Linked DNA regions of Mus musculus: all the other regions are linked to region 1. Evidence: chromatin loops called from intact Hi-C (ENCODE). Cell type or tissue: heart. All regions are shown on one strand.

The links. Hi-C counts contacts between places; a loop is a spot of excess contacts. Peaks named below come from ENCODE experiments on the same cell type or tissue, not always from the same donor. Only the 100,000 strongest peaks of a DNase experiment are listed, where the experiment ranks them.
Region 2: a loop joins it to region 1, with 4 times the contacts of the local background. A loop is called at or near these places in 4 of 42 quality-filtered maps.
Region 3: it touches region 1 in a loop (7-fold over the local background); 32 of 42 quality-filtered maps call a loop at or near these places.

The regions. Positions count from the first base shown.
Region 1 is chr1:131,708,527-131,716,526 of GRCm38, reverse strand. Rab7b (RAB7B, member RAS oncogene family) reads right to left here. Exons shown (of 6, transcript NM_145509.3): 6 at 1,088-4,907. The coding sequence ends at 4,830. Among named protein-coding and RNA genes, the nearest start is that of Gm30104, 21 kb to the left of the region's middle. In heart, CTCF peaks have their summits at 1,419 (motif pointing right), 3,704, 3,915 (motif pointing left) and 7,990 (motif pointing left); DNase peaks (open chromatin) are centred at 1,945, 3,916 and 7,991; H3K27ac peaks cover 1,289 bases.
Region 2 is chr1:131,977,907-131,985,906 of GRCm38, reverse strand. Slc45a3 (solute carrier family 45, member 3) reads right to left here. Exons shown (of 5, transcript NM_001177628.2): 3 at 7,709-8,000; 4 at 6,894-7,159; 5 at 2,935-4,616. The coding sequence ends at 4,179. Among named protein-coding and RNA genes, the nearest start is that of Slc45a3, 19 kb to the right of the region's middle. In heart, a CTCF peak has its summit at 4,061; DNase peaks (open chromatin) are centred at 2,716 and 4,076.
Region 3 is chr1:131,761,673-131,769,672 of GRCm38, reverse strand. Slc26a9 (solute carrier family 26, member 9) reads right to left here. Exons shown (of 21, transcript NM_177243.4): 13 at 7,861-7,967; 14 at 6,848-6,917; 15 at 6,666-6,758; 16 at 6,415-6,528; 17 at 5,598-5,879; 18 at 4,632-4,686; 19 at 3,647-3,789; 20 at 1,793-1,864; 21 at 1-472. The coding sequence ends at 425. Among named protein-coding and RNA genes, the nearest start is that of Slc26a9, 22 kb to the right of the region's middle. In heart, CTCF peaks have their summits at 2,045 (motif pointing left), 3,900 (motif pointing right) and 5,826 (motif pointing right); a DNase peak (open chromatin) is centred at 3,912.

The DNA of each region.
Region 1 (8,000 bases):
AGAGCCAAGAATGACTGTGGTGCTCTCACCTGGATGGAAGCTTGGCATTTGTGCCACAGCACATGGGCCTGGAGATTTGTGCTTCCCCTCCCCCTAATTAGAATTCAGCCCATCAGCCTTGGCATCAAGGCTAAGTCCTGGTGGGTCCTGATCACACTTCTCTCTACTTCTTTCCCCTCCTCTCTCTCTCCCTCTCTTCTACCAATTGTCATTTCCCTTCCTTTTAATTGTTGGTTGAGTAATACATTTAAAGACCTGGGAGTTCAAAATGAAGGCCTATACCTTGGAAAGACTTGATCCTGCCTGCCCAGACTTTCCCATGAAAGGTAACCCACATTTACTAATTTCTCACTTATCCTCCTAAATTCTCCTTATGTAGAAGTTGTTATGCAAACTTTCTATGGTAGACTACATAAGGTATTATATACATGATTTTGCTGCTGAATTCCAGTACACCCTGGATTAAGAACAACTGTGTTCTTAAACGGCTGGAGAGATGGCTCAGCGGTTAAGAGCACGGACTGCTCTTCCAGAGGTCTGAGTTTAGTTCCCAACAACCACATGGTGGTTCACAACCATCTGTAATGGGATCTGACGCCCTCTTCTGGTGTGTCTGAAGATAGTGACAGTGTGCTCATATACATTGAAAAAAAAATCTTAAAAAAAAAAAAAGAATAGCTGTGTGCAGGGCTGTGACTACATAAGATCAGGCCAGCTAAAATCCCAGCAAGGATTGGGGTGGGGGTGGGACTCATGAAATCCCATCACTAGCTGAAGGGCTATTGGCAGTCAGCTGAGTGGAGGGGTGGAGTTAGTTTTCTCCAGGGATGCAGCTACTAAGAGGGAGGTTGCCCGTGCTCCAGTAGATGCATCTACACCTATACATATGCAGGCAGCCCTAGATGGACTCCAAGGAGGCTAAAGGGAGAACACATTAAGTTGTGAGGGAAATGTGGGGGTGGGACATGGGGGAGGTGTGGAAAGGGAGGGAATGGGGTCAGGTTTCATCAAAGCACATTTTATAAGTACATGAAATTCTCAAAAGAATGGAAATGGTGAAAAAAAAAAGTGATGAGGTTTTGGTCTTAGTAAAATCCATTTATGTATTTATTTAAAGAATAGATGGGCAGTAGTCCACTAAAACTCATCCATCCCCTACTGTCCGCCAGTCTGTAAAGCTGAGTGCGGTGAATCAAAACACGCCCACCCTAGCAACTGGGAGCCTGAGGCCGAAGAATACCAAGTTCAAGGCTGCGCATCAATAACTACAACAAAAGACAAACCTATCAGCCCCCTCCCCATAAAAAACAACAAAAAGCACCCCTTCTCTCAAAACAAAAACTAGAGCAGGCCCTGTCTTCATGGAGAGGAAGCATAGCGAACAGTAGTGGGCGCTACTCATCCCAGAGCTACCTGTGTCTAACCAACAGCTCCCCAGCACTGCTCTGGAGCAGGGGGAGGGAGACGAGGGTAAGTGAAAGCCACAGAAGTCCTCATCTGTGGCTCTCCTGTCCCAGTCGAGCTGCTGCTGTTGGTCACTGTGATGTGCACAGAGAGAGTGCACACAAGGCTGCTCTTGGGTGCCAGAGGCCGGTGTGGGACTGCAAGCAGAGCCTGAGAAGCTGTCTGTGGCCGAGGGATAGACAGCCCAACCACCAGGCAGCAGTAGAAAAGCTCTGTTATGTGGGAGCAAACGGCAGCAGAAATGGGCATTTTCCCAAGTCCCTGAGGGCAGGGCCTAACGTCCAAGCCTGCTTTGTTTGGTGATAAGATTTGGCTTTGTTCTTTTCCCGAGCCCCAAGGATACATGCTGCGGGGAGTCCTGATCTGAGTTCTCCGTTGACCAGCAGCCAAGGGTGCTCCACTTGAGCGAGGCTGTGGTGAGCCCGATCAATAGAATCCTGTTGACTGGGGTCTTTTTCTTGAAGGGATGACTATGAAGAGGGCCTGGGATATGTTGCCACCGCGCCCAACTTAGATGTCGCTGTGGTGGGGTGAAGTTCCTGTGCCTGCTGGCATGGATGCTAAGGGCCAGTCTCCAACTCAGGGTGACTCATGGTTGGGCTACAGTGGCTCGCAGGGACCCTTACTGTGGGTCTGGTTGTCAGCTCAGCTCACTCTGCCCTGGGGATTGGTCAGCACATCTCCCAGTTGTAATAGGATATCTGTGAGTCTCCAGGCCCACAGGTCCCTGCTTCCATTTGGAATATTTAGTCTGTGCTATGACTCTAAAGAGGACACAGAATCTATGTCATGTGCTTTAAGGCTGTGGCAGAGCCTTCCCTTCAGGCTACAGTGTGTCCAGCAGGGTCGGGCCAGAGCTCTGTTGTTTGAGCTGAAAGCTCACTGCTTTCTCAGGACCACGTCACGGGGAGGTGAGTCCTCAGGAGGGTTCACCTCCAATGTCGGATGCTGTTATTGCTGTCTTGAAGTCTTAATTTTTGAACAATCTCACTTTTTTACGGGGCCCTGGAAATGAAATGATGTGGCTTTTACTGCCTACACTTTAACATCGTTGACATGCCAATTATGCTGACATAGATTTTTTTTTTTAAAAAATTAAAAAGCAAACACCATAGTCTCTTCTCGTCCAAAGAAACTCCTGGACATCCCCCTCCCCCATAGATATCTAAAGTTACATAGTACTAATCCCGCCCCCAGGTGCTATGTTTCCTCCTAGTCACACAAGCGTATGACAGAGTATAATGAATAAATTAGGTACAGCAAGAGATGGACAATAATTGACAATAAATTAAATGACCATGAGTCTGTACAAGTAATAAAAGGCTATAAATGCATATTCTAAAGATACTGTACTGTTCCCGACCTTATCCTCATGTGACAACATGAGATGATGGCGTATCTCAGTGATGAGATAGTGACATGGGTATTGTGGCGTAACTTTGGTTACTATTAATAGAGGCATTTGGAATGATGGCAGTTGATACATCTGAGACAGCTACAAAGTAACTGCTGGATTAGATGCACAGAATAGAGCAAAGGCAACTGACCTGGGTAGGATGGCGCAGCGGTTCACCACACTCCTTCAAATGACACGTGCATTGAAAGTTGTAAGTTATTTATTTCTGGGATTTGCTATTTAATATTTTTGGTCCACAGTTGACCATGGGTAACTGAGACTGGTATCACTGACCAAGAGGGACTATTGTCCCATAAAGGATATAAACAATGGAAACACATACTATTTGCTGCGTACCCTTAGATATGGTCCTTATGTTCATCGTGCTGCCGAATGCACACCTCCCCACACACATCCCTCCACAGTCTGACTTCAGGAGAGCCACACCAATGTGTGACGGGGGCACAGTGTTCATCTCTGAAGGATGCAGGGCTCATTGTTCCTGTGACTGCTGTCCTTAGTAAGTTGCTTTATACCTCAGAGCTAGGCGGGTGCAGACAGAGCCCCCAGACCCCCAGTTATTACCCCCTGACTGGCTTCCTAGAGATTGACACCTCGGATCTGCTTGGAACTCAGGAAAGAAGACTTCTGTGGAGACAGGAATGTCTGTGGAAGGCATGAGGTATGAACCTGACCATTGAAGACCCTGAAAGTTCGTTCTGTCCACCTCCTTCAGAATGAGCCACCCTATCTGTGCAGTGTGAAGACAGAAGGAAAAAAAAATAGGTTCTAGCTTTGAAATGAACAGGACACAGAATCCACAGCTCTCCAAGTACCTCGCTCTGGGATCTGTCTCTGATTTCGATTTGTTGCCTGAATCAAGACATTTGATTTTTTTTTTTTTTTTTTTTTTTTACCCAACTAGCCCAGGTTCAACATTCCTACAGCCTGGAAACAAGCTTCAGCCATTTTCTTGACACAAACACCAGCTTTTCAAGTGTTCCCAGAACTCCTCAGCCTAAAAGCAGAGGACACTTCTGCCCCCTAGTGGCCAGTCATCAAATGATCAAAGTACCTTCTGGGGACAGGATATCCCTGGCCTTTTTTTCTCTGAGATAGCAGCTTTGAGTCCTCAGGGAATGGAATGCAGCACTCTGCCCATTGCCTCAGAGCCTTGGCCTAGCTGCTCCCTCTCCTGGCATGTTCTTCCTGTAGCTCTTCCTGCAGCTGCCAGCCCAACGGTCACCGTCACAGGAAAGCCCTCTTGGCCCCTTTGTCTAAAACAGTACCTTGTTGCTGTTGTCTGTCTTGCTCATGTCTGCTGGCCCTCTCTCTCCAGGTGCGCTTCTGGGAGTGAAGGACTCATGTCTGCTTTGTGTGTCTGGTGACTTCAGTGCAATGTACATCGAAGGCATCAAAAATACTCTCCAAAGGAGTGAGCCTGTGTGTCCACACCAGCACGTGGGATTTAAATGAAGATTATGGTTCTCAGTCGCCCTAGGATATGGGGAAGCCTTGGGAACTCTCATTTGGCAGAGGGCGCACTGAGGCCTGGTCAGTTATGGGAGCTGTTTGAGCACCCAGGAAATAGGTACAACTGTTTTTATCTTGCTCCCTCAGCTCTCCCTGAAAGAAGCTGTGGGAAGTCTCAGGCCTGTAGGCTTCTGCCTGTCAGGAGCGGTCCATGTTCTGACTGCTGAGGGAATCAGACCTGCATCTCCATCCAAACCTGTCGGTCCGTGGTGCTGAAGGGAGCAGTTTGTCTGCAGAGATGAGCAGGACGGTGTTGAGGCAGAGGAGAAAGAGGAGCTTGAGTCATGGAGACGCCCGTGATTTCTCTGGGGCCAGGATTTGCCTGTGACATTCTTTCCTGCTGCAGTGCCCCAGCCTCCTAGCTGAGTACCGGCTGGTGGGATTGCACTTGGAATGGCTGCACAGCTGTCATCGGGAGTCCGGAGGGAGGCCGAGATCAGCAGCATCTGCTCTTTGGCTGGCCTGGAGAGAGCTTGATGGAGTCTATGAGGTGGTTCTCTGCGGTGCCCTGGTACTGGGGAGGAGAGAGGAGTCAGTGTTCACAGCCTGAGGTCTAAAGAGCCCTGAGAGTCAATGGGCCCCGTTGCTGGGCATTCCGTCTTCTTTCTGTGATATTGTTGGGGAACTGAGGCCCAGAGGGGAAGCCCCTGCCTTCCTACCTTCTCTTCTTTTCCCGATCTGCCCTGCCCCTTCCCAGGAGTCCAGAGTATTTCGGTGGAAGGATTTTAGGAGCTCAAGCCTGACTTCCAGGCAGGTCTCAAAGCTCCCCATTCCCCAGAAGGGACAGCTGAGGCTCAGGTGGGCTCGGGCGGAGGTGATTGGCAACCCCTTGTCCTTGATGGATACTTGTCCCACAAAAATTTCACCACCCCCAACATTCTCTGTGCCTTTTCCACTTTTCTTGCTAAGTGTCTGGAGGAGCCCAGATGGCACTTGGTCACCACGCCAGGCGTAGGGAGACTTGCCCTATCAGTTCAGTGTCCCCATGCCACCTTTCTTCCCCTCCACCAAGATCCAAGCTCCTGTTACAACAAACAGCCAGAGATGGCCCCTCTCCATCTAACAAGCCCCTCGGTGCCCACCAGGCTCCCCTCCTAAGAGCCTTCATCCCTTGGCTTCAGAGAAGGCTGGGGGTTCTTCAAAGCCATAAATTTCATTCTTTGTTTCTTTTTTTAAAAGATAGGGTCTCTCCATCCCTGGAAATCTCAGTCTCCCTGCCTCTGCCTGGGTATTAGGGTTATAGGCGATAAGGTCATGGGTCACATAGACAGAAAGGTAGCTGTTCTGCTTCTGGGTTTATTTCATGTGTAGCAGTGTGAGTCTACATGTGGGTGTGTGCGCAGGAGTAATGGTTCTCACAGGGGGCAGAGGGCAGGGGTGTCAGATCCCCTGGAACCAGAGCTGCTGATGCTTGTGACTGACCTGACATGGGCACTAGGAATCAAACATGGATCCTCTAGAAGAGCAGAAAGTGCTGTTAACCACCAAGCCATCTCTCTACCCTGAAAGGTTTCTTCTTAAAGGTTCCAGGTTCTTTCCTGCTGTGATATTTGCTGGTCCTAGAGCTACAATACAGTGCTCCATTCTCACAGTGTTCCATCCACACAGTGCTCCATCCACACAGTGCTCCACCCACACAGTGCTCCACCCACACAGTGCTCCACCCACACAGTGCTCCACCCTCACAGTGCTCCATCCACACAGTGCTCCACCCACACAGTGCTCCATCCACACAGTGCTCCATCCACACAGTGCTCCATCCACACAGTGCTCCACCCACACAGTGCTCCATCCACACAGTGCTCCATCCTCACAGTGCTCCATCCACACAGTGCTCCATCCACACAGTGCTCCACCCACACAGTGCTCCACCCACACAGTGCTCCACCCTCACAGTGCTCCACCCTCACAGTGCTCCACCCACACAGTGCTCCACCCACACAGTGCTCCACCCACACAGTGCTCCATCCTCACAGTGCTCCACCCACACAGTGCTCCACCCACACAGTGCTCCACCCACACAGTGCTCCATCCTCACAGTGCTCCATCCACACAGTGCTCCACCCACACAGTGCTCCACCCACACAGTGCTCCATCCTCACAGTGCTCCACCCACACAGTGCTCCACCCACACAGTGCTCCATCCTCACAGTGCTCCATCCACACAGTGCTCCACCCACACAGTGCTCCACCCATACAGTGCTGTATGTAGGAGTGAGTGTGGGAACAGGTTTGTACCTACTCTGTGTGTCCACAGCTGTGCTACACTGGTTTGAACATAGCCCTCCTACATGCTAGACAGAACTGTAAATTGTGACTTGTCTCAAGTCCCCTTTCCATAGATACTCCAGGGACAGGGCCATGCCTCCAGCTTTTATGTTCTCCACAGCACCGAGGTGCAGGTCAGGCTCCCGGCTGCAAACGTAACCATGAATGTGGCCTCAGGAATTGTTATCAGGTATCAGGTCCGACTGCTGTACTCGGATAATGGGGGTCCCCAAAGGCACCCAAGGGCCAGTCTTCCTTCCCAAAGCATTTCTCGGACCTCCCTTATAGGGTCTCAGCAGAGCATCAGCTGCCCTTAGATACCTCATATGATGGGCATTGACTATTTCTCCTTTGCATTATTAGAATTTAAAATTAGGACGCATACTTAAATAGAAGAGTCAGTGTTTGGGGTTATGTGAGACAGAAGTCTGCCCTCACGGAAGCTTCCGGAATATCCCCACATCCCAGTCTGATATCCTCCTTCACTGTGTCACCCAGTGAGCCCACCCACTCTGCAGCATGCAGCTCTCCTGCTGAAAACCCTTGTGCATGGCTTCCCTTCACAGCAGCCATCTTTAATTAGATGCCTTCTCTCTACAGTGCTATATAAAATCCTCACAAAAAAGTCCCCTAAGAAAGACATTGTTGATGCTGGGCAGCTAGGGCAGCTTAGAAAGGATATGTGACTTGTGTAAAGTCACAGACAGCGAGTAGAGGTAGAGGCAGGATTCTGCAGAGCTCCCTCCCAGCCTGAGGCTCCCTCCTTCCCATGAAGGAGGCAACTCTCTGATTACCTCCTCTGAGCTCCAGGCTTGGTGTGAAGGAAAACACGACCTCTCTAAGAAGGGTCAGGTCTCAGGAAGCATACAATAGCTGTTCTGAGGCCCCCAATGCACACACAGTGGAGGACTGCCTGAGAGAAGTGTGGCATCATTGAGAGAAAATACACCTAACCCTCGAAAGACTTGAGGCCCCAGGGAATGGGGAGCTTTGGTGAGGTGGGGATAGCCTCTTGGAGACAGGGGAGGAGGAATAGTATGAGGAACAGTCAGAGGGCAGACTGAGAGGGCAATAACAACTGGACCGTAAAAAGAGATTAAATAATAATAATAATAATGAGCCAGGTCATTGGAGGGAATGTCAAAATTTGTTTGCAAACATATAAAGATGTTTATGAAAGTCCATATGGATCTTACGTTCCATCCTGTAACACGTTGGTATGAAATTTCTAATTTGTAAGCATAAATATTCTGCTGAAAGATGTGCCCCATTCGACACCAGTGTCCTGGGTAGGCACCTGAGTACAATGGACATCCCAGCGCCACCTGCTGGAAGTCCT
Region 2 (8,000 bases), 270 kb before region 1:
CTCTACAAGAGCAGCAAGGGTGCTTGCCTAACCTCTGGGCCATTTCTCCAGACCTTAAGTGAGTTTTCAAAAAGATTCTTGGGCTGGTGAGATGGCTCAGCGGTTAAGAGCACTGACTGCTCTTCCAAAGGTCCTGAGTTCAAATCCCAGCAACCACATGGTGGCTCACAACCATCTGTAATGAGATCTGACACTCTCTTCTGGGGTGTCTGAAGACAACTACAGTGTACTTACATATAATAAATAAACAAGTTAAAAAAAAAAAAAAGATTCTCTCTTTTAGAGATATGCCAGGCAGTGGTAGCACACCCCTTCAATCCCAGCACTAAGGAGGCAGCGGCAGATGGATCTTTGAGCTGGTTTATGGAGCACGATCCTGGCCAGTCAGGGCTATAGAGAGAAGGGGGGGGGGACAAAATATAAGAGTGAAAAATAGAGACAGACACTGAGAGAGGTTGAAGGGTGTAATTTCACATCTGAAGAAACGAGACCCTTGAAGTTGGAGAGATGGCTCAGTGGTTAAGAGCACTGACTGCTCTTCCAGAGGACCTGAGTTCAACTCCCAGCAACCACATGGTGGCTCACAACCATCTGTAATGAAACCTGAAAACCTCTTTGGGGTGTCTGAGGATAGAGACAGTGTACTCATATACATAAAACAAACAAATCTTAGAAAGAAAGAAAAGGGAAAGGTGGGGGCTGGTGAGATGGCTCAGTGGGTAAGAGCACCCGACTGCTCTTCCAAAGGTCCAGAGTTCAAATCCCAGCAACCACATGGTGGCTCACAACCATCCGTAAAGAGATCTGATGCCCTCTTCTGGTGTGTCTGAAGACAGCTACAGTGTACTCACATGTAATAAATAAATCTTTAAAAAAAAAAAAAAAAAAAAAAGAAAAGGGAAAGGAAAGGGAGGGGAGGGGAGGGGAGGGGAGGAGACCTTGGCAATAATCTCCAGTGGCTTAGATGGAAGGTTGGTGGGAAACTCTAAACACACACACACACACACCAGAAAAACAAAACATAGGGCAGGAAGACATTTTATACCTATGAAGGATGCTTACAGAAAGGACCACCTGTGATACAGTCTTACCAAAATAAACCCTGAGTCTAGCCAAGCCTCTATCTTATTGGCAGCCTATGGGGGTGCGGGAGGAGTACCTTAAGGCTGGGGGCATAGCACAGTGATAGAGCACTCACCAGAATACCCAAGGCCCTGGGTTCAATTCCCAGCACCACAAAAAGAAAAAAGAGGACCATCTTAAGCAGACCTGAGGAAACAGCCAGGCCAATATGGAGTGTGGGCAACACTTCAGAAAAATCCCAGGACTCTTAAATGGCAGGCTAAAAATAATAAAAAGGGGGACAGACACCCAGGAATGCAGGAAACAATTTAGCAAAGCAACTAGAGGTAATGTATATAAACTAGGGCCTGTTTTAAACCAACTATCAGTGTTTATTGCTGTGAAGAGACTCCATGACCATAACAACTCTTATAAAGGAAAACATTTAATTGGGGCTGGCTTACAGCTTCAGAGGTTTAGTCCATTATCATCATGGCAGGAAGCATGGCAGCATGCAGGCAGACATAATGATGGAGGAGGAACTGAGAGTTCTACATCTGGATCTGTAGGCAGCAGGAAGAGAACAACACTGGACTTGGCTTGAGCTTTGGAGACCCCAAAGCCCTCCTCACCCCCACCCCCAGTGACACACTTCCTCCAACAAGGCCACACACACCTCCTACTCTTTCCAAGTAGTGCCATTCCATGATGACCAAGCATTTGAGTATATGAGCCTAGAGGGGCCACTCTTATTCAAACCACCACACCAAGCAGCACTGACACTCACTCTCCTTTGGCAGCTAGCTGTACATGACCTGAATAATTAATTACCCTATGCTCCATTAGATAACATGGCATACAGGCAAGTAATTAAACAGTCTTCTTTTAAACTGTGGTGTTTGAGTGTGTGTGTGTGCGTGTGTGTGTGTGTGTGTGTGTGTGCAGAGGCAGAAAGAGGGTGTTCAGCCCCCTAGAGTTGGAATGACAAGAACTTGTGAATGCTGGGCACAGAACTCCGGTTTTCTGGAAGAGCAGCAAATGCTCTTAGCCACTGAGCAATCTCCCCACCCAGAATACTTCTCTTGGAGCTACATACCAAAGTTTTACAAGTGAAATAAAATGGCATAGCAGAGAATTTTAAGAACTAACCCCTGGAAAGGAACCGATTTTTGAGTTGCGAAGCCGGGGTCTGGTTATACCACACATACTGTTTGACAATTTTCACAATAAAGTTAGATAATACAGAGGACTTTGTTTTGTAATATTTTATTGTCATTTATGTGTATGTCTGTATGATGAAGTCTGAGGGTCATCAGATCACTTGGGACTGGAGTTACAGGCAGTTTTGAGCCGCCTGGTACAGGTGCTGGGAGCTGAGCTTGGGTCCTCTGCAAGAATAGTACGCACTGACCATTGAGCCATCTTCTCCAGTCCCATAGAAACCTTTTCAAAAGTAAAACGAGCCCTCGTGTGGGTATTAACTGTGCTGACCACTCTAGAATGTCAGGGGCAGGAATGTCTGGGTTGGAGAGCTCAGAGAGAGGGCAAGGCAGGAAGGACTGAGCTGGACCAGGTGAGGGTATGATGTGAAAGAACGTTGCCATGGCAACTACTGAAATCCTGCCTCCACACGCCAACTGTCCTCACTGTGAACGCTCCATCTTCAGTGACCCCTGGAGAAGCAGAAAACTGCACAGTGTTGCACTTAAGACTCTTCCTGTCTCTACCTTCAGTCCCTATGCCTGTACCTGGCCCATGGCTCCACCTGCTGGCCACACATGGGAACTGACGCTGCCAAAGCTAAGAGTCCCCCAGGAACAGAGTGAGGCTGATTTTAGAATGGCCTCCTCCTCATACAGAAAAGACAAACACATATCAAGTAAACATATACGAAGCTTTTAATTTCATCACCATAAACATTATACTCTGATTTATCACATACGGTATAAAATATTTACTCTGCTAAATAAATAAGACATAGATAACATTATTGCAATCAGCACTGAAATCCCCCTCGACGTGATGAGCTCACTGGCTCTGGCGGGGAGTACTCCTGAGTTTGTGTGAGATTCCCCAGGCTGTGACAGATATGCCCCAGAGGCTGAGATGGGCAGAAGCCTAAGGAACCACATTTGTGCTTAGGATTCAGAAAGCCCCATAGAGAGGTCCTGGAGCCAGGGGACAGACTTGGAAGGGCAATCTCTTCACAGTCCTTTCCCATAGGGAGAAGTGGGCAATCAGGGAACCAAACTGGGTCAAGAGAGAATTGGGATTTGGTATGCTGTGGAGACCTTGGGTCCCAATCCTTGAGCAGGAACATCTTATGGCTCTCAATTAGGATGAAGAGATTGCCCGAGGTACTGGGCTGAGCAGTTTGGGGGACCATATCTATCACCCCAGAAGAGGAGTCTGGCAATATCTAACACAGTGACCAGCTATTTTAGGGGACCCAGTTTTGGGGAATCCCACCCTACTCAACTCCTAGGCACAACATAAAAAGGCTGGGAATGAATTTTCTTCTCATTTGTTAAATAAATAATAAATTAAATATTTAAAGGCCTGTGTCTCTGTGGCCAACAAGCTGAGCCATTTCCTGAAACAAGTGGGGGGTGGGAGACTCAGCAGAAAGGCAGTGCTGTAGATCACGGGGTTTCATCTTGCCTGCTAGGGTTCCTCCTTCCAACTTCCACCCTGCCAAACCCTGTGGAGGAGAGCATCCTACAAGAAACTCCCATGCAAGAGCAACAGTGGCAGAATCTGGTCAAGGGACTTGGAGGGAAGTTTGTTCAGGTCCCCCAAATCCTCCCTCTGGTGACTTAAGCAGGAGGTTAGCTGTTAACCTGGAGCCTTGATACAGGACACCTGAACAGACCACATTTCAATCCCTGCAGAACTTCAGAATGACTTCCATGCGAGAGGCTGCCAGTAGGCCAGCCAGACTCTGAAGCCAGAGCCCCGAAAGCTCTGGCTCCTATCTGTGCAACAATACACCTCACTGCCTTAGGGTGGCAGCAGAGAGCCACTTAGGCGACAAAGACCTGGAGAGGCCAGCTCTGCAGCCCTCTAAGGGCTGAGAACCCATGAGGCAGACCCTCTCTTTGATGCCTTACACAATTCTACACTGAGTATTTGGCCAAGTCGTTCTTGTCAAACACTACCTGTGTAGCAAAGTAAATGGCGACCAGACCCAAGCCTGCAGCTGATACCATATAGGCAGTGACAGAGTGGCTCAGCTGGACAATGGAGCCCATGAACAGGGACGGAGCCACCTGGGACAGCAGAAAGGCACTGTCCAGAATGGCCAGGTCCAGGCAAATGCCCCGTCCCGTAACAACCCTGGCCTCAGGTGGCTCACCCACCACCACTCGCATGGAGACATCGCAGGCAGAGGCCCCACAGAGTGCAGGTGGAGGGGCCAGGATGCCGCTGCTGCCAGAGCCCACGTGTCCATTGGGGAAGAGAGCTCCTGGCTTAGGGCCTGGCAAGAAGCTGGTTGTCTGGCTGTCCTCACCGCTGCTACCTCCAGCGTCCCCTCGGTATTTGGGCAGGAACACCTGAGGGTGGGGATAAAAAGGAAACAAAGACAGGTGTGTATTCAGGTGCGGGGATTCCCGTATATGACAACAGGCCCTCACTGCCTCTAATCAGGGGCTATAGGAAACCAGGCAACTGGCTTTCAGGGGGGGGAAAAAAATCCAAAACCTAAGGAGGTGCTACTTGGTGTGGATTCCAAGCAGACTCTCCACCCCCACCCCCCACCCCCTTAACATGGTTGGGGAAACAGCCTGAAGTCTATTCTAGCTTTTCTTAGAATACACAAGGAGTCAGTCAACTCAGATCCACAGATTGAGAAAAGTGCAGAGCCCTCTAGAAAAGATAGGAAACTGAGACAGAATAGAGACAGAAGAACAGAGGGGGAAACAAAAACAAACAAACAAACAAACAAACAAAGGAGGTGCTTTCGAGGTCCCAAGTTCCACAGGGACTACCTCAACCCCCTGCACACCCTTCCTTCCACTGGGCCATAGGGAAGTCTTCACTGTCCTGCCCCTCTAGGATCCAGGCCTGCTAGAGATAACTGTTCAACACGAGGTCACTGCCTTGGCCTTTGCCTTTGGCCAGGGAGAGCCCAGTAATTGGGCCTACAAAAGGGAGAGGCAGCAGGGAGAACTTTTTTTTTTTCTTGTTGACCTCCACAGCCCAGCTGCCTGACCCTGACATTTTTCAATTTCTTCCTGTAGGCTGCCAGGGACTAGAGAACACATGCCTGTAGGGTCACCACCCCCCTCCACCAACCCTAAGCCCCAATGGCCTGGGGCTTCCTACTGAATAACAAGACAAGGTTTTACCCCATACTGGTCCCTGTGCCAGGCGGTGTCTAACACAGAAGGCTGATGAAGCTGGTTGCAACAGAGAGCTGGAAGCTCCCAGGCAGTACCAGAGAAACCCACAACTCATCAGCTCATCCCATAACTCAGGAAGTGGCAAAGGACAGTTGGACAGTATGCAGGACCAAGCCTGTCCCCAGCTACTGCTATAGACCCTTTTATTCCTGCCTGCCATCCAAGGAAAGGCCACTAAGGCTGGCTACTAGAAAGGTCCCCAGGACAGACATGTTCCTCAGTACAGAGAGGAAGGCTACTCCTGGTATAACCACAGGTGCTCAAGCCTCATCTTTGGACAGCAGCTTTTAAAGCCCCAGCCCAGAGCTCCATAAGAGTCAACAGGGCTGGTGAGATGGCTCAATGGGTAAGAGTACCCGACTGCTCTTCCAAAGATCCAGAGTTCAAATCCCAGCAACCACATGGTGGCTCACAACCATCCATAACGAGATCTGATGCCCTCTTCTGGTGTGTCTGAAGACAGCTACAGTGTACTTACATATAATAAATAAATAAATCTTTAAAAAAAAAAAGAGTCAACAGGAAGGACCAGGTTCCCATTACCAGCCCACCCCCCACCACACCCCTGCAAATTACTGCTGAACAAGCTGTGGGCCAGGGCCAGGTCTTTCCTAACTCTGAAAACTCTAGAAGGGGAAGGCCTGTGGTCTCTTCCCTAAGCTACACCAACTTGTGCTTCTTCTGATGGAGTTCTGAATCCAGGTCCTTAAAGCTCAGGGAGGACAGTGCTGGAGACAGGGTGAGCACGCTGTCTAAGTCAGGAAGCCTGCCAAGGAAGAGGGCCTTCTGCAGGAACTGGTTAGTGTGGATTAAGGTGCCAGCGCCCCGGCCTCTCCTCCCCCTCCCCAGCTTATTAAGCTCAGGTAAACGAAGTTAGTATGTCAGGCTCAGATATGCACTGAAGGGATTGAGGAAAAGGATGGATGCAAAGGAGGAAAGCAGGGAGAGGAGTGGGTGGGTGGGGGACAGAGAGACACAGAGGATTAGAAGGTAAACTAGAAAGAGGGGCAGGAAGAAAGAAGCCTCCGCCATCTTGCAGCAAGCAGGATACAGATCCATCACATTGCCTCTCTTAGCAAAGATTAGCTAAGGCCAGGCCATTTCCACTGCCACCTGCCACAGCCACACGCCAGGGACCCACACTCTACCTCTGGATATAATAATACAGCCCAGAATAAAGGACTTCCGCTGTATGCTTATTGTTCAAGATTCCTAGTGAGGGACTCAGCACTTCCTGCAATCATCCACTCAAGTGCTTTCTAGTTCTAAAGCCAGGAAGTCATTCCTAGAATCTACCCTTCTTCAGCGGCTGTAGCCTCTGGCCCCAGCTGTCCTCTCTGGTCAGAGAGATCCAAGTCTTTTCCAACATCACTTGTCAGACGCCACATACTCAGGCCGCCCCCACCCTGTACTAGCCAATGGGAGTACCTGCTTCTCACGGTGGTAGAGGGAGGCGAGCGTGTAAGGCAGGATCTGCAAGGCCGAGAAGGTGAACCCGGTGAGGGCAGCTGAGGCTGTCACTACCACCACGCTGTGGGACAGGCAGGTGGCAGCGGCAGCCACAGGAAAGGTCATCACACTGGCCAGATAGACTGACCGTGTGCCGAACTTCTGTACCAGCCTGTCCATGACCAGGGAGAAGACCAGGGAGATGGCACACTGCAGGAAGAGCCCCAGGCTGCCCATTCGAATGCCTGGAGGTAGGGAAGAAGTGGGGTAAGGACCCTACACAATCTAGGGGGAGCTAGAGACTAGTAGCCATGGGCATCTGCTCCCTGGGGCCCTCCCCACCTGCCTGCAAGGACGACAGCATCTAGATTGTAATTAGTGAAGGTGACCAGGGCTGTTGACAAAGGGCAGAGGAAGATGTTCCAGGGAAGAAGTACAAGGTATGTAAGGGTGGGGGGATCACAAAACAGCCCCCACACTGGCTCTAAGACAGTTCTGTGGAATGCTGAACTAGAAGGCATGGTGAGTTACTGGAAAGCAAGCAGGGAGCACAGGACCCAATGGAACTGGAGCCACATAGACCTAGAAGCCCTACTGAGTCACCAAGACAGCAGCAGCAGTGTTCATGAGCTACTGCATATAGAGAGATCCTTTTTCCTTTACTGACGGGGAGCTGGGACCCAGGGTAGAGTCACCCAGGGTAGAGTCACCCAGGCTGTGAGCATCTCCCAACCCTGGCCTGTCCTCTGCAGGGCAGCCGCCAATAGCAGCTTCCACTGGTGCTAAAGACTCACCTTCATCATAGTGTCTCCGGGCCTCGGTGCCTGGCTCGGCTCTGGGTACACCCTGGTACAGCCCCTCTCCCACGAAGTCCGTGTAGAACAGTGTGAAAGTCATAAGTGCCATCCAGCTGCACAGCTCAGCCACAAAGAGTCGGCGTAGGGTGCGAGGCATGCGGCAGCACAGCTGCTGCAGCCGGGGAAACAGGGTACCCAGATTCCGGAAAGCCAGGCCAACGTGGCATGGGCAGCATCGGCGCGACACGGCAGAGACCAACAACCCTTCTGCCGGCTCGGGTGGGCCCAG
Region 3 (8,000 bases), 53 kb before region 1:
AATCACTCAGGACACAGATACATTTGAACTGCAGTCCAGCTTAGCACAGGTGCTCTTATCATTCTGTTCTTAGCTCACTCTAAAGGCTGGAAGTCAGCTGCCATGGGGTGGGGCTTGCGTTGATGGGAGGTATGAGCTTATAGTTGGCCCAGGCTTGAGTGGGAAGGGGGAGGTGATGAGATGGGTTCACCAGAGTCTCATCCTTGTCAGAGCTTGCTCATCCAGCTGCAGAGGCTGAGATGGCTCTCTCCCGGGGAGACAGGGAGAGAGGGAAAGGTGGAAGAGAAAACAAAGAGTTGAGAGAGGCTCTAGCATCTTGGCAGACATACTCTTCTCTCAGTCACTCCTGCAATCCCGAGTGTATCATCCATGGAAATTCCAGATGCCAGGCCCTCAGGAGGAAATATGGGAACCAAATGGGTCCTCACAGGGCAGTCAGGGTCTCTGTGTGAAACATGGTCCCGAACATCTCCTGCAGAGATCACAGGAAGGATGGGTGAGGGGAGAGGACTAGATCTGCTGGAGTTAGAGTGACTGCAACCAAGAAGTGACTATGTACCACGGGCCAGGATGAAGCACCCCGAGACTGTATTTGCAGGTGAGCAGGGGAGAGTCAGGCTAGCATAAGACATGAACTAATACTGGGTGATGGGAGAAAGGGCTAGTAGCATCTAACTGTGAACTGTGTTCCTCCCAGCCATGCTGTGTGTGATCTTTGGGACTTTCTTCTCCAGTGTCAGCTCTGCTTTTTAAGAATTAACACCAGTGTCAAGACTAGAGAAGCTGTATCATTTCTGTCCCATCTAGGTCTTTAATTCTTCTTCTTCTTCTTTTTAATGTGCTGGAGTTCTAAGAGAGCTCATGAGTGAGCCTGTTAGCTCTTAGGTTGCTCTTGCTCCCAGCACTCAGAGGACCATGGAACTCAAACAAGGAAAGGCTGGGAAGAGAGATACTAGTTTAACAGACCCTAGGCCATATTTCTCTAAATGTAGTCACCTGCTTTCTTTAATTCGGGCCACTAGAATGGTGATAAATTCCACAAACCCCAAGAGGACAGTAGCAGTTTGTATTGCATAGCTTCTAGTTTTAAATGCCTATCCAGTTGCAATAATAACTCCTACGTCATCTGATTCTCCCAGTATGCAGTTTCTAAAGAACGGGGGCCTTTGTTCATTGCTGCATATGCCCACTTGCAACAGTGTCAGGCAAGTGGGAGGTGTTCCAAAAACACCTCATGAATTAATGAAAGATGAGTAGCCCCTCCTGCCAGTCTTGCAGGGCACATGTTTACCAAAAATGACTCTTATTTTACAGATAATAACAACAGGCCCAGTGGTCTCATGGAGGCATCAACAATCACAGGTTTGGTACACTGGAGAGTTAAGAATAGATAGCAATTCTTAGCCAGGCATGGTAGCACAAGACTGTAATCTCATTTCTCCAGATGCAGAAGCAAGTGGATCTCTATGAATTTAATGCCAGCCTGGTCTACAAATTGAGTTCCAGGACAGCCAGGGCTACACAGAGAAACCCTGTCTCAGAACAAACAAACAAACAAACAAACAAACAAACCCCCAGTAACAATTCCCTAGGACTTATTACAGAGGCTACCTCATTCCATAGGATACCCCTGCCCCCTGTGTGTATTGATGCTAAGAAGAGTCATTATTAAAAGACAGGTGACACCTTGCCACCTTCAAGGTTACAGCTCTGAGCTGGAGGAGACAGCCAGCAAACCCCTGAGATGGAAGCAGGATTTCTCTCCTCCCTCACCTTTTGCCCCTCTACTCACCTGTTCTAAGTCCCAATAGCTGGGACCTTCCTCTTCTGAGTCATACAAGGAGAACTCAGTATCCCCTGGAGCCTGAAGGGAAGGAAGCGGGTGCAGGATGAGCTCAGAGATCAGAGCATCAGTGGATGCACGGTGGCAGGAAGGGGGCAGGCTCTAGAGGACCCCATGTTTCCTCCTTTCCCATCTTTGGCCCTCCTCTGCCTCATGATACAGCACAGCTAGAGGCAGATGTGCACAAGGCCTGCCCCCTTGTGAGTATCATAGGCAAGGAGGTGCAGGTTGCTTGGCCTTGGGATTCCTTTTCTTTGGAGTTCTGTAAAGGTAGAATATTCAAACTCCTTTTGCTGGCTTTCTCCTTCACCGCACTATTGTAAGGAGTGTGTATGCATTGTGTGTGTGTGTGTGTGAGAGAGAGAGAAAGATTTATAATAGATAAGCAGAGAATGTATGCAATATAAATTATTTACAAATATTAAAACAAGGGTGAGAGAGATGGCTCAGTGGGTAAAGGCACTTGTCACCAAGCTGAGGAACCCAAATTTGATCCCCAGGACCCATATGGTAGAAGGACAGGGATAGGTTGTCCTCTGGCCTCCACATGCATGACATGATGTGTTTGTCTATACACACATATATGCACATTAAATAAATGCAAAAGACTGAAACCATATATTACACTTAAAGTGTAATAATTGGATGTCATTGGTGTAATGACAAATAACAAGGACTCTTAAGAGTCCCATGGATACCCATGGGAAGAGATACAGCGACAAAGTGTGTAGCAGAGACTGAAGGAAAGGCCATCCAGGGACTGTCCCACCTGGGGATTGATCCCATATACAATCACCAAATCCATACATTATTGTGGATGCCAACAAGTGCTTGCTGACAGGAGCCTGACATAGCTCTCTCCTGAGAGGCTCTGCCAGTGCCTGACAAACACAGAAGTGGATGCTCACAATCATCCATTAGACTGAGCACAGGGTCCCCAATGGAGGAGCTAGAGAAAGGACCCAAGGAGCTGAAGGGGTTTGCAGGCCCATAGGAGAAACAACAATATGAAATAACCAGTAACCCCAGAGCTCCCAGGGATTAAATCACCAATCAAAGAGTACACAAGGAGGGACTCAAGGTTTCAGTTGCATATGTGGCAGAGGATGGCCTTGTGAAGGCTCTATGTCTCAGTGTAGGGGAATGCCAGGACAGGGAAGCAGGAATGGGTGGGTTAGTGAGCAGGGGGAGGGGGGATGGGATAAGGGGGTTTTCAGAGGGGAAATGAGGAAAGGGGGTAACATTTGAAATGTAAATAAAGAAAATATCTAATAATAAAAAGAGTCCCTGTGGACAAGGCTCAGGAATTAGGTCCCTAGTTTTCCAGGACCTGCAGGTGAAGGGTGGCTAGGTCAGACTCTTCAGATTTCTGAAATTTTAGACAGAATTATTTATGTCTTCCTCTCATACCACTCACTGAGCTAGTAAATTAAATGCTGAGAGGCTGAGACAAAACTCAGCTTCTCTATTCACCTTAGCTTGAAATTTCCAAGCCAGGGCACCACCACCACTACCAAAAAAAGTGAAGGTGGTGGGAGGCGAGACAGCATATATAAGTAGCAATCAATAACATCAAATCTTTATGTCAGATGCATAATTATCACTTAATCCTAAACAGAAACAAGCCTAGTGTGGCAGGCAATGGTTGGCGGTGCCATTCTATAGACAGGGACCCGAGATTCAAAAGAACTAGACGGCAGAATTGGTATTGGAACTTAAACCATCTCCAGTTCTTTCTGATGTCCGTTTGTCCTCCTGCTTGTGAGAGCTGGAACCTAGGATTCTCTAGGCGTGAAGACTTACCCCATGGAAGTTGCGGTCTGGGGCTTCTCTAGCATTTGCTTGGGCAAAGAGGACTGCATCGTGGATGCTGGGGAACACGTGACTGCGCTGTACACACCCATCTTCAAAGACACCTCCGTGGCTGATGTCATTATACACCTGGGCTGTAAGAAGGCAGGTAACAGGAAAAGATAACTAACAGCCTTGGTGGATTGGAGTTGGTGGGAGGGGCTGGTGGGGGAAAGCGGACAATTGGCCCTGCAGTATCAGTTCTGGACGGCAGAGGGCAGTATGAGCCCGACCAGAAGGAAGTGGTTAGATTTGCGATGTTGTTGCTTGTCAAGGAAAGGTTAATACATCCACGTGGAAATGGCTGCCAATTCCAGCCCTCAAGGCCCAGTCTTCCTCTTTCCTCAAACTTCCAACATGTGGCTGAGCCCTTACTCTGATCACATTCTGGAGATGGTTTTTTGGGGAGTGGTCACGGGGGTAAGAGTTATGAATGTGCTCTTTATGGGGCCCTTGAAGAGCCCTGCTGGGTGGCATCTGGATGTGTATGCATCCCCTTCATATTTCTCTTGGTCTCTGTGTGTTTTTTGCCCTTGGCATATGTGCAAATGCAGCGAGTGTCCTTTGCTTGGAGACATGTCCTTGAGGCTGCTTAAAGCACCCTTTGGAGACAAGTCTCTGGGAAGCCAGGGCATGTGGGTTTTCTGTGCTAAAACAGATCCATGAACCTTCTGATTTGGAAAGGATCCCAAGTTCAACCAGTCGACCCCCACCCCGATTTTTTTATGTATGGAAATGAACCCCAAGATGGAGAAAGTGACTTGGCTGGCTAGGTTCAGCATACACACAAACTAGGGTGAACAGAATATAATTCTATCTACTCTCAATGGCATGAACATACCCCGCCCACAGGATGCTCACCTGCTCACCCGTCCCCACTGCATCCCTTTCCAGCCTCTGGTCCCCTAAATGCCCACCTGACCCCCAGTTTTCTTACCGTGGATGTTTACCAGAAAGATCTGGACTCCGATCTTCTCATAGGTGGAGCTTAGCTAGAGGAGTTGGGGAAGGGAGGGGAAGGAAATGGGAGAAAAGAAAGGAAAGGAATGTTTTGAGTGGGTCTTAAAAACGACTCATGAAACACACTTCAGAGGGGAAGCCAAACAGACAAGCAATCCTGAGGGCCCTGGCAGCCACAGGCATGAGTGGCAGAGAGCACCCTAGGTCTCTCTGGAGTGTTGGCCCAAGGCCTCTCTGAGGAGTGGAGCGGAAATGGGGCTCTGCCAGTGTGGCAGACACTTCAAGTTACCATGACCTGTTTTAAGGGCCAGACCTTTGCTTTCAGTGTTCAGAACCAAGGTTCCATGAGGCAAGCTTTCAGTGAAGGTCTCCACCTCATTGTCCAACCTAGAGAAGTCAGTTGAGCTCAACACCAGAGAAGGGCCTTCACTGTCCCTGCCTGGTAGTGACATCAACTGCTTTGAGCCTCTCTGCTCTCCTGGATTGCCTTCACTGGGGCCTCTCTGAGGCTCGCTGTCAACCTGGCATTGGCAGGGCCACTGAAGAGTGATCAGAGTGACCCTTGTATTCTTGGCATCCTCAGGCTGCCTGCTTGACCTATGTGTTAGTACACGGCAGGTACTATGGTGTCTTCTCTCCTGGCTTCACTGGTGAGTGTGGGCAGCAGGACCAATGGCCTCAGTCAGAGGACCCAAGGTGTGGTCTGGGACTGATAACTCGATAAAGAATGCAGGATGGTCTTGGTGGGTGTGCTGAGGCTCAGGGAACTCACTCCAATGCTTCAGTGTCCTCAACTTGCACTGAAGAGTGTGTCCACTCTGTTTGCATTGGGGGCAAGGAGTCCCTAGGGTCTGGAACCTCCCTCGGCTAGTTCAAATGAGGGCCTGGAGGGAAATGGACAGGAGTTGTCCACACAAGCTCCTCCCACCCTACGGAGCCTCACCTTGGCGAGAGCTTTGATGCCCATCAAATCCACAAAGCTGACTCCACTCATGTCAAGGATGAGAGTGTGGAAGGTGACAAAGGGCGGCACACTGGCTAGAGTGTCACTAGCCTCCTGGGGGGACCGAGTGGAGGCGGGCAGCTCACATGCAGCAGCTGTGGAGGCGTCTGGACTGAAGGTGATGTAGGATATGTGAGCCTCAGCCGCAGGAGCTTGGTTGTTGTTGGGGTCAGTAGAGGGAGCACTTTCAAAGTCCTGTTGGAGTTCCTGTAGAGAGACCGTCTGTGGGTGGAAAGGGGGGCAGTCAGGACCTTGGCACTGAACGCCAAGCAGAGGCAGGAGAGCAACGTCTCAGCTTGGTGGTGAATACAGGTTTCTCCTAAAGCCCTTCCTATGGAGGCCTGCAGGCTTGTCTCTCCAACCCAAGTGGCAAGAACCTGAAGAAGAAGCCTGAAGCCTTGGCTGCTCTGCTTGAGGAGAGAGAGAGAGAGAGAGAAAGAGAGAGAGAGAGAGAGAGAGAGAGAGAACAAGGGAGAGAATAAGAGAGAGGATGAGAGCAGGGTTCCCAGTGCATTTACCCATGTCTGCCTGCTTCTCCTATACTTCTACTCTCACACAGCCTGGCCACCTAGAAAATTCCCATTGAAGATGGGGTGCACTGGTACCCAGGAGCTGACAGCCTTCCCCTAGAAGAGTGACCATCAGTGCTCCCAGCAAGTGCTCCCAGAGACTTCCTGCCTCCCTCTCACGGTGCTGCAGGCTGGGAGTTAGGGTCAAGTTAAGAATGGGCCTGGAGCTGGTCCAGGCCATAGTTCACCTTGGTTTTCATGAAGAGGGACTTTCTCTGCTGTGTGGGTATCGCCGTCCTCTTCTCCTGCTTCCGGAGATATTTCTGCTTGGCGAGTAATACTTTCTGGGGGTCCATACCTGTCTGTGGGGAGAGGACCAACAGCAATCTCGACCTGTACCTCTGTGGGATGGCCTGCCCTTGGCGCCTAGCCCCTTTCTGCTTCCATCTTCTGGTCACTCTCTTTTCAGCCCTTCTGGTCAGCAAGGATGGAGGCTTACCTTGGCAATGACTTTTTGCCTGAAGATCTCTGAGTTGGCAAAGTAGAGAGGGGAGCAGTAAGTGACAATCTTAACTCCCGCAATTTCCTGGGCCTGTGACAGAGAGACTGAGCTCAGGTCACAGATAGGTCTTGGGGAGGGGACAGAGTGAAGGAGGGAGGTTCTAAGCTTGAATCACGTACCCTGTTGTAGGTCTTGGGGTTCACATAGATGTCCGTGTCCATGACCTGGGCCAGTGTGGAGCCATTTCGACTAGAGGAAGAAGAGGAGAGAGGGGGGTATGGATGGATGCTCACACGGTAGAGCGATACGGGTGCTGGATCGGAACTCCTGCTCTTTGTTTTTCCTAAAAATATTTATTTATTTATTTATTTATTTATTTATTTATTTATTTTATGTATATGAGTCCACTGTACTGTCTTCAGACACCCTAGAAGAGGGCATCAGATCTCATTACAGATGGTTGCGAGCCACCATGTGGGTGCTGAGAATTTAACTCAGAACCTCTGGAAGAGTAGCCGGTGCTCCTAATCTCTGAGCCATCTCTACATCTCTGGGACTCCTGCTCTTATGTAGGCTTGTTAGTCTTTCTGCCCTGGGGACCTGGGTCTGATGTCTCTGGCTGGTCTACCACTAGGCATGTTTTGAAGTGGCCCCCAGACTAGGCTCAGGGGAGAAGGAAGAAGAGTCCTTAGGTGAGAAGCCTGTAAGTCCCTGGTTCTGAGTTTACAAGAAGACAAGGTTTCTCCAACACTCAGCGGCAATTGTTGCCCACTTAGCTCCTCTGTGGCAGCCTCACCTGCTCTGATGGCTACTTTTGGAGGAAGAGCACAGAGTCCATCCTCTGACCTAGTGTTCCCGGGGTAGGGTCCCATTTGAGCTGAGGTTCTCAGTGTTTCTAGAGGGATGGTGGGTTTCACTCACTCTTTCCTGTCTGCTTCCCCTCATCCCCAGTCCTCTGAAACCATGCTGGTTTGCTCTGAGGTTTTAGGGTACAGAAATTAGGTAGCTTAGTCTATGCCCACTGTCTTGGCCGAACTCTGTACTTCTGAGGTCTGGTAGCATGTCCCTGTGCTGGGCCCAGAAGGCAGAATGTACAGTGTGCTATGTATGCTACGTCTTGGCATGGGAGTCCCCTTGCAGACTGGTCCAGCAACCCCATACTGTGCCTGGGAGGGGCGGGGTTGTCACTTACAACTGGGTCTGGAAGATCACAACCAGGATGGAGAAGGCTACACCCACTGCGACACCGTAGGGCAGGCTCAGGAAGAACGAGGAGAGGAAGCTCACCACCCAGACACACTGTGAGGAGAAGGATGTCAAAGGCAGCCCGGG